Linked DNA regions of Homo sapiens: regions 1 and 2 are each linked to region 3. Evidence: chromatin contacts called from ENCODE Hi-C or POLR2A ChIA-PET data. All regions are on one chromosome and are shown on one strand. Each heading gives the region's core, a stretch centred on a gene start or an enhancer-like site at or near the end of the contact. The rest is flanking DNA. Distances are from core to core; before and after follow the strand shown.

Region 1 (2,966 bases), core at 111-2,610, 520 kb before region 3:
TACATACAGGGATGGTCATTACAGTATTTCAGTAATAATGAAAAAGAAGACAAAATCTGAAGTCTAGCATTAGGAGTTTTTTGTTAAAAATCTGTCTTCACCTATTCATGTAATAAATTACGACGCAACCATTAAAAACAACGTTTTTTTAAGACTGTTAATGACATAGGCAAAGGTTCATGATACTCAGAATTAACAGTATACCTAGTTTGATGCAAATTTTATTTAAAAAAAGAAAAAGAATAAAAAATATATATAATATGAGACTATGGAATGCTGTGTACCAAAATGTTAAAAGTGATTTTCTCTAGATGATCAAATTGGAAAGGAATTTTGTTTTCCTGTTTAATTTTTTCTGTACTTTCCAAAATGAATTATGTTGGTAAATTGCTTTCTAAAAGTGTTCTACTATTTTGCAATATCATCAGCCATACTGTATTCTCAATACTACTTGATATGGTGCTATTATTTTCAAGGTTCTTGATATTAGATGTGGTCATCTTCTTTTTATTTATATTCGGACATTTTTGTGGAATTTTGACATGAGTTAAATGCATTTACCCTTAGCTATATTTTATAGGAAGAAATAAAACTCTCGTAATGTACATTAATCATTCTAAATTTATTTTTGCTAATTTAATTGGCAATATCCCACATTATTTTTAGTTTTGTTTCTTTGTGCTCAATTAATTTTTTATAGCTTTCTTTTCTTGTTGTACATTGACTGTTCTCTGAATTACTTCTATATCCACTCACATCCTTTGGCTAGTACATTTTGAGATGATAAGACAGGGTTAGAGATTATTCAAAGCAGAGAGAACAGTGTGAGCAAAGGCATGGGATAATGAATTGTGGAATGGGTTTGGGAGATAGCAATTCCACTTTGAAAGGAGTGTGGTGTGCTTGTAGGAGAATAGGTAGGCAGGAAAATGTAATGCCCTGGAGGTGTTGAACATTGCTTGCTCTTCCCCACCTCCTTCTCAAAGAATCTCTTCTGCTCAGGGCCCTGCTTCCAATGAGTCTATTCTCTAAACCTGTTATCCTGCCCATTCCCCATGTGATTGGATCACAGCTGATTGGAATAGAGCGGGCTTCTGATCCAAGTACCCATCATCCATAGGCTGTTCTGTGACATTTCTATGGTCTAGCATGAAAAGACGGGCCATTTGGAATTGGTAAATTAAGAGACTGAACCAATTAGTGGGGGCAGAAACTACAAGGAAGTGTTGAGAGTTATCAAGGTTTAAAAGGTATTGGGAGTGACCACATTGTGCTGTGTTAGCCGAAACTATCAGAGAATGGAAACTGCATAAACAGAGGAAGCAGAGTAATAGAAGGGAAACTGAAAGGAGAAGCAGCAACACGGATAGAAAGAGAGAGTGGTTGAGTTTTAGAGCTTTCTTGTTTTCTGACAGTTATCAATTGAACAATGAGTGTGCTTTAAAACATTTTCTTACCTGGGTGTGGTGGTGCATGCCTGTAGTTCCAGCTACTGGGGAGGCTGAGGCAGGAGGATCACTTGAGTACAAGAGTCCAAGACTAGCCTGGGCAACATGGCAAGACTATGTCTCTTAAAAAAGAAAATTCCAGGCATGGTGTGGTTCATGCCTGTAATCCCAGCACTTTGGGAGTCTGAGGCAGGTAGATCACCTGAGGTCAGGAGTTCAAGACCAGCCTGGCCAACATGGCGAAACCCCATCTCCACTAAAAATACAAAACTTAGCCAGGCGTGGTGGTGCGCGCCTGTAGTCCCGGCTACTCAGGAGGCTGAGGCAAGAGAATCGCTTAATCCAGGAGGCAGAGGTTGCTGTGAGCCAAAATTGTGCTGCTGTACTCTAGCCTGGGCATCAGAGCAAGACTCCATCTCAAAAAAAAAAAAATTTTTTTTTGAGGTAACTTGAGTAGATCTCTAGTCCTTCCAAGCATGTAGGCATTTTGGGGGCCATATTATGAAGAACTTTGGATGCTAAGGAAAGACATTTGTAATTGCTAGGCAAGGGATAAATATTAAGAATTTTTGAGGTGTGGAGTAATATATGAGAAGTATATTACATGAAGATTAATCTGGTAGTAGTATGTAGGAGAGACGGAGGAACTGATTCTGGAAGCTATTACAAGAAAATATGTGGGAGGTAATTAAAGCTTTGAGGATATGATAGAAGGAAGGTAAATGAGTGGATAGATGTAAAACATATAACAAAGGCAGGATCAACAACATATGATAATTTATTAGATACAAGGGACTGGGAAAAGAACAAGTCAAAGTTGAAGCTCAGATTTTAAATTCTGGGGATTAGAAGTTGGTAAGAGAAATAGGAAAGTCCTATTAAGAGAAATAGGAAAGTCAGAAGGACCAGACCGCTGTTAATTTCATGTTGGTTGAGTTTCATGTGCTGGTAGGGAAGTACTGTTTTGTTCTGCTTAAATAATGTTTATTGAGTTCCTAAACCTTGTTTTAGGCTCTGGATGGCGGAGGTGAGAGGTTGAAGTACAAAAATGAGTAAAATAAGGTTTGTGCCTTTGAGGAAACTCTAGTGTTATGGGTGAAGTTATCTTTCAGGTAGAGATGTACGCGTGGAGCTTGGGAGAGAACTTTTGGACAGGAGATTCAGGTGTCAACAGAGTCCCAAAGAAGTGGATTATGAATGGATAGACAGAGGGGATGCAGAGAGGAGGACTAAGGCTAAAACCATAGTGAAGAGCTTGTGTCACAGGGCAGGAGAGTCAAGAATAATCAGAGGAGGCATGGCCAGGACATTCACAGGAGAAGCAGGATAGTACAGGGTCAAAAGAAAAACCATAGGAATGGAGGGTTTCAGGAGGCATAAGGCCATCAATAGTTTTAAATGTCATAGGAAGCTTGAGAGAATGAAGTTGGTCTGGTGTGTAGGAGGTCATTTGTGATCCTAGAGGGAATTTGTGAGTAAGAGCAAGTGAAGAAATGTAGAAAGCAAAGGTAGACCACT
Region 2 (3,258 bases), core at 509-3,008, 810 kb before region 3:
ATTATTTTCTTCTGTCTTAGAAACATGGCAGGATAGAATCAGCAGACTTAGCTTTGGTTTTTATGTTTATACTTTAAACACTGATAATCTCACAAATTTTTTCTTGTGGTGCTATAAAGTTCTTGAAAGTGTTAATTTGAAAAGATATGTATATTCCCAGTTTTCCTAATTCCTTAGAAGCTATTTTGTATATTTGCAAGTATAGAAAGTTTTATTTGACCAATTTCTAGGTTTGAGAAGCTAATATTTCTCCTATTTCATTTATCTAGTAAAAGATTAGACTAGATAATAAAGATTCAATTCAATTGATGTATAATTTTCTAAGGAACAAGTGGAATCACACATTTATTTTTAGACTTCGCTTTTACGTATTTGTCTTTTGTGGACACATTTATTAATTTCTCATTTTTTAAATTTTCAGGTAACTTGGGTTTTTACTCCTGTAACAACTGAAATAACAAGTCTTGATACAGAGAATATAGATGAAATTTTAAGTAAGTACCTCAATATTTTTAAAGTGTACTCTTTCTTCTCTATAGAGAGTTAGTTTATATATACAAAAAAAAAACCCAATAAAATCTCAGTTAGCTAGCACAGATGAAGAGCTGGCATTCTGATTAATTCCATGACTTTCTGAATTATCAAAGCACTTTTGGTTACTTTTAGTGTTTTTTATTTATTTAACTTGATATAGATACCATTCTTAACAATTCACGAAATGTTTTGATAAGCCTACTTAGAGACCAATAGTTCTCACTGTGCAGAACTAAATGTTAATGACCTTAGGACACAGCCTAGACTTTTTTTTCTTTTTTCCCTTTAATTAGATCACCTATTCTGATCTCTTTTATTGTTATTGGTCCAGTTAAGCTCAGTACTTTTTTTATTTTTTATTTTAGAGAAAGGGTCTTGCTTTGTCACCCAGACTGGAGTGCAGTGGCATGATAATATTATAGCTCACTTCAGCCTTGACCACCTCCTGGGCTCAAGCAATCCTCTTTCCTCAACCTTCCAAGTTAGCTAGGACTACAGGTGGGCTCCACTGCACGTAGCTAATTTTAAATTTTTCTTGTAGAGACATGGTCTTGCTATGTTGCCCAGGCTGGTCTTGAATTCCTGACCTCAAGCAGTCCTCTCATCTTGGCCTCCCAAAGTGCTGGGTTTACAGGCATGAACCACCACACTTGGCCTAATAAGTTTTTTACTGAATGGTTTGTTTGCTGACAATGTGGTTGTGGATATAATTAACTTGAGAGAAACCATTTCTTGTTTTTTAAAAATAGTAAAGGAAAGGTGAAGATGTGGTTGATAGAAAATCGTAACTTAGGAGCTTTAAGAAAATGTACAGTGTGCATAAATGATTTCTTTTTTTAATCCTCCATCTGACACATATAATAGAGGCAAAAGGAGTTACAACATTCATTGAGTGTAATATATTATGTTCCTGGACCTTTAAATGCTAAAAGTCTATTCCTGTCTTATGGAGTCTCTTTAGAGGAGTGGTTCCATGAACTTTAGCATGTATCAGAACCACCTGGAACACTTATTAATATCTATACTGCTAGGAAACTGCTAGACCCCTACCTAAAGATTTGCATTTCTTAAGGATTTACATTTCTGTGAGTTCCCAGGTGATGTTGGTGTTTCTGGTCCAGGAACCACAGTTTGTGAACCACTGCTTTAGAGCGAATAAGCAAGTATATAAAAAGTAACTTGAAGGTAAAAAGGGAAGAAAGGAATTGAAACTCACATGTCATTCTCACTTCTGTCATCTTTCCAATTCTAGAATATCTTTGTGTTTTATTTTCATGAGTGCTTGAGGACTTTACGTTTCTCTGAATTAGGGATAGGCAAAAAGCACTACATCTTTCTCATGTCTTTACATCTTGATGTGCAAATGATGCTGTTATTTTTGTAGGGGGGAATAACTTAAATGGATAGGAATTAAAAAACTGGCGTCTTGTGCAACACTATTAGTTGTAGATTACTTGTTGCAACTAGGTGGTATATGTGAGGTTTAAAAATAACTTAGTTATACAGGTCTTTTCTGTGATGTGGGATTTTATTTGCAGAACTAATTCTCAGTTATTCATGAATATGGAAGATCAAAAAATAAAATACAGATCATTCCACTTTACTTTTTATGATCGTAGCTTACTTGCCTTATCTGGACTTTATTTCACATTTGCTTTAAATTCATTTAAGATGCAACGAAGGAAGCCCGGTGTGATGGCTCATGCCTGTAATCCCAGCACTTTGGAAGGTTAAGGTGGGAGGTTGCTTGAGGCCAGGAGTTCGAGACCAGCCTGGGCAATATAACCAGATCCTGTCTCTACAAAAAAATACAAAAATTAGCCAGGTGTGGTGGTGTTTGCCTGTAGTCCTAGCTACTTGGGAGGGTGAAGTGGGAGGATCACGTCAACCCAGGAGTTTGAGGCTGCACTGGGTTTTGATCATGCCACTGCACTCTAGCCTGGGCAATAGAGTGAGACCCAGTCTCCATAAAATAAAAGATACAGTGAACTTATAAAGATAAAGCATACAGAGAAAAGAGACAAAGTTTCCCATAAATTATATAAGCTGTCCATGACTCTAGGTTTCTGAGTGAGAGATAATAGTTACTGTGTTTTTTTAAGTGGACCCTTATATTGGACAAAGATCATAATGAAACTGTATGTTTAATTATGTCAAAATTATTACAAATATCTTATTTGGTTTTGTCTTTCAATTTCAGACAATGCTGATGTTGCTTTAGTAAATTTTTATGCTGACTGGTAAGTAATCTTATTGTTTGGGTTTGGTTTTGTTTTTACTTGCTAAAGGTTAATTTTTCTTTGCTAGAAAGGGGAAGGGAAGGCTTTTTCTATTTCAAGACAGTATTCCATACATAAAGTCAATTAAGTTTCATCCACAAGGGAAGTAGTTTAATTTGGTAAGGATTTCTGTTTTAAGAAAGAAATAGAGCTGATTCTGTTATCTTATATCTTAAAACAAGTAACATATAACTCAAATATGACTCTCTCCACCCCCGACTCAAAGGGAACACATATTGCAATTCCGTATTTGTCCTGACTGTGGAAGAAGGGTAGTGTTTATAAGTCATGATTTGGGTATGTCAAGTTTAGAAGGAAAAATAATGTTGACATTTTTAAATTTATAGAATCTGCTGCCTCTGTCTTTTGTGTTTATACAGTACCCTATGTACCACTTTCTTTTTCTTACTAAATGTTTTGTCTTTTCTTGTTTGTGCCCTAGCAA
Region 3 (2,801 bases), core at 299-2,798:
TCCCATCCTGGCTTACATGGTGAAACCCCGTCTCTACTAAAAATATTTTAAAAATTAGCCGGGCGTAGTGACGGGCGCCTGTAGTCCCAGCTACTTAGGAGGCTGAGGCAGGGGAATGGCGTGAACCCGGGAGGCGGAGCTTGCAGTGAGCGGAGATCACGACACGGCACTCAAGCCTGGGCGACAGAGCGAGACTACGTCTCGAAAAAACAAAAAAAAGTTTTTGATTTTTGAAAAAAATCAACTGTGTGCTTGCTTCTTCAAAAAGAAGACTATACCAGGGCAGAAGATATTCCTATAAATACTTATGATTGACATCTGTAAATATTTATAGTATTAACTTTTTGTGGACACACAGTAGGGTGGGGCGGGGGTACTGGCATCCAGGGGAAGGGTAGATGTTTTCGTTGTTTCTATCCTGTAAGGACTGTCTGATGGCTACAAGTGTTAACGAAAAGCCAAACTGTATTGATCACATTTAAAAGCTCTCTCTCCAGAGTGGGCTATGCCACACTGCAGTATATTTATACAACGGAATACTCTATAGCTATTAAAATGAATAAAACATAGCTACATGGTACAACAGGGGTGAATCTCACAAACAAAGCAAAAAATGCAAGTCACGAAGAAGACATACAGTGTGATTTCATTCATATAAAATTCACAAACAGCTAAGTCCACTCTATCATACTGCGATGCATACATACATCGTAAAATCAAAAAGAAAAGCAAGAAAATGATTCTCACAAAAGGGAGGCTGGTGATGACCTGGGGAGGGGACACTGGGAGGTTAGGGGTGCTTGCAAAGCTCCCTTTCCTGGCCTGAGTGGTGGTTACACAGGGGTTTCCTTAATTATAATGTAATTTGTGTAATTACAATGCATTAAGATGTATTTTTTAAAAACATTTTCTCTTCGTATAGATCACATTACTCAAAAAAACGAGGAAAGCTGAAGCAAATATGACAATATTAACTAATCTCAATACCTGAATATCTGAATTAATTCAATTAATGAATTAATTGAATATCTCAAACTCTGCTGGGTCTATATCATTAATTATTATACTGCTATATGAAAAAAGCCAGGCCAAAAAAAAGATTACATACATTATATATGGAATTTGATATTCCATTTGTATAAATTTCCAGAAAATGCAACCTAACCTAGAGTGGGAGAAAGCAGACCAGTGGGTGCCCGGGGGCAGGGCTTTCAAAGGAGCCCAGGGAAACTGTTGGGGATGATAGATACGTTGATTATAATGATGGTTTTGCAGTGTATACTTTCATTAAAATGTATCAAGTTATACTCTTTAAATATGTGCAGTTTATTCTATGTCAGCTATACATCAACAAAGCAGTTAAAAAAAAACTCCCCTGTGCCTTTTCATATGTTTCTCATAGTCTTCAGTATGCATATACCGCTTTGGAAATGAGGAAGATACTTTTAAATGGTCAGAGAAACCTAAGTACCTTGAAGCTGTCTACCAGAGTTGTATGTATGCTTGTGGTCAGTCATGGGTTTCAATTATGTCAATGTATTTCTGTTCTGCTTTTGATAGAAAAAAGACCTCCACGCTCTTCCCTTCTGTCTTTTCTCCTCTCTCCCCTCTTTCTTTTCCCCTCTTCTCTCTGTCCCTCTCTCTCTCCCTCCCTTCCTTCTTCCCAGTCTCCCTTCCCCTTCTCTCTCCTTCTCCCCTTCTCCTCACTCTATTTCCTTTCTCTCTGTCCCTCTCTCTCCTCCCACCCTTCCTTATCAGTCTATTTCCTTTCTCTGTCTTTCTCTCTTTCTCTTTTTCTTTCTCTATCGCTCTTCTTCCCCCTCCTCTCTCTATCTCCCTCTCTCCTTTTCTCTTTGGTTCTCAGTCTTACTCTCTATCAGAAAACACTTTTCTTCAACTGAGCAGGCAGCTTTGGGAGACATGACAACACTCATAATAATGACAAACAATCATTTCTGTCATTTAATAGCATTTTATAGTTCACAACATGATTTCTCATATCTGTCTTCTGATTCTCACAACAATCCTTGGGTATAGTAACAGGAAAATAAAAAGCAACTGTAACCACTTCTGCCTTATAAGGAGGGTGGTAAATTTCACAACAGTGGGAAAGTAAATTTCTTTACTGCCCCTTCCACTTTCAGAGACTGTTAGTGAAGACAGCAGATGAAGGACAGAGACATTTCTTCTGCTCCAGTTCCCCACCCTTCAGCAATGGCATGGCCTCTTAGTTTTAATTAAAAAATGCATCCCTGGCTATGCAAAGATACATCCAGAGCTGAATTGAGGGTTGCGGCAAACACTGCTGTTGGCCTATCCAAAATATATTCTTTAGGGCCCTGACTTTTTGGTGAGCAGAAATGTGTCCCCACTAAAAAATTAGATTTCTTATCCTCCCTTCTAGATAAGAGCGGTCATGTGACTACCTTCAGGCTAATGGAATGAAGAAACTATTGTGTAGGATTGGAAATGCTCCCTAAAAAAGTGGCTGACTCTGTTGGCAGGTCTCTTGTTGACCTTCCTTCTTCCTCTACCCGAAATATGGATGTAATAACTGGTGCTGCGGCAGCCACTCTGCAGGTATGAGGTGGCCTTGATTGAGGACAGTGAGCTTGTGCTAAGTACACCAAAACAGAAACACAAGAGGAGATAAGGACATTAATGAGATGGTAGCATTACCACATCAGCCCTGGAATGCTTCTGTGGTTTGGATGTGTCCCCTCACCTCAAATTCAGGCGTTGCCAATGTAATATATTTAGTGTGGCTTTTTAGAGGTGGTCAGGTTATGAGGGCTTCTTCT

Evidence for each region. A loop is a pair of places that touch in the nucleus more often than their neighbours do. ChIA-PET counts read pairs that join two places held with the same protein, here RNA polymerase II (POLR2A). Pooled maps may share reads with other maps.
Region 1: a loop to region 3 is called in a pooled map, with 5 times the contacts of the local background. The contact joins two enhancer-like sites. A Hi-C loop is called at or near these places in 1 of 37 single-sample maps with no recorded cell type and 5 of 50 pooled maps. POLR2A ChIA-PET finds 5 or more read pairs at or near these places in 1 of 52 experiments (GM12878).
Region 2: a pooled map shows a loop between it and region 3 (3-fold over the local background). The contact joins two enhancer-like sites. A Hi-C loop is called at or near these places in 2 of 37 single-sample maps with no recorded cell type and 3 of 50 pooled maps.

Annotation. Positions count from the first base shown.
Region 1 is chr9:99,761,030-99,763,995 of GRCh38, reverse strand. All of the region lies in intron 2 of LOC101928438 (a long non-coding RNA gene), which reads left to right. Among named protein-coding and RNA genes, the nearest start is that of NR4A3, 59 kb to the left of the region's middle. RefSeq lists an enhancer at 1,368-1,417. Within about 2 kb of position 1,360, at least 2 of the 41 ENCODE cell types and tissues checked have a DNase peak (open chromatin) inside an H3K27ac peak, as active enhancers do.
Region 2 is chr9:100,057,336-100,060,593 of GRCh38, reverse strand. It overlaps ERP44 (endoplasmic reticulum protein 44), which reads left to right. Exons shown (of 12, transcript NM_015051.3): 2 at 422-494; 3 at 2,735-2,774. Among named protein-coding and RNA genes, the nearest start is that of ERP44, 40 kb to the left of the region's middle. RefSeq lists enhancers at 1,430-1,529, 1,690-1,749. Within about 2 kb of position 1,758, at least 3 of the 41 ENCODE cell types and tissues checked have a DNase peak (open chromatin) inside an H3K27ac peak, as active enhancers do.
Region 3 is chr9:99,243,803-99,246,603 of GRCh38, reverse strand. No RefSeq gene overlaps it. Among named protein-coding and RNA genes, the nearest start is that of SEC61B, 23 kb to the right of the region's middle. Within about 2 kb of position 1,548, at least 3 of the 41 ENCODE cell types and tissues checked have a DNase peak (open chromatin) inside an H3K27ac peak, as active enhancers do.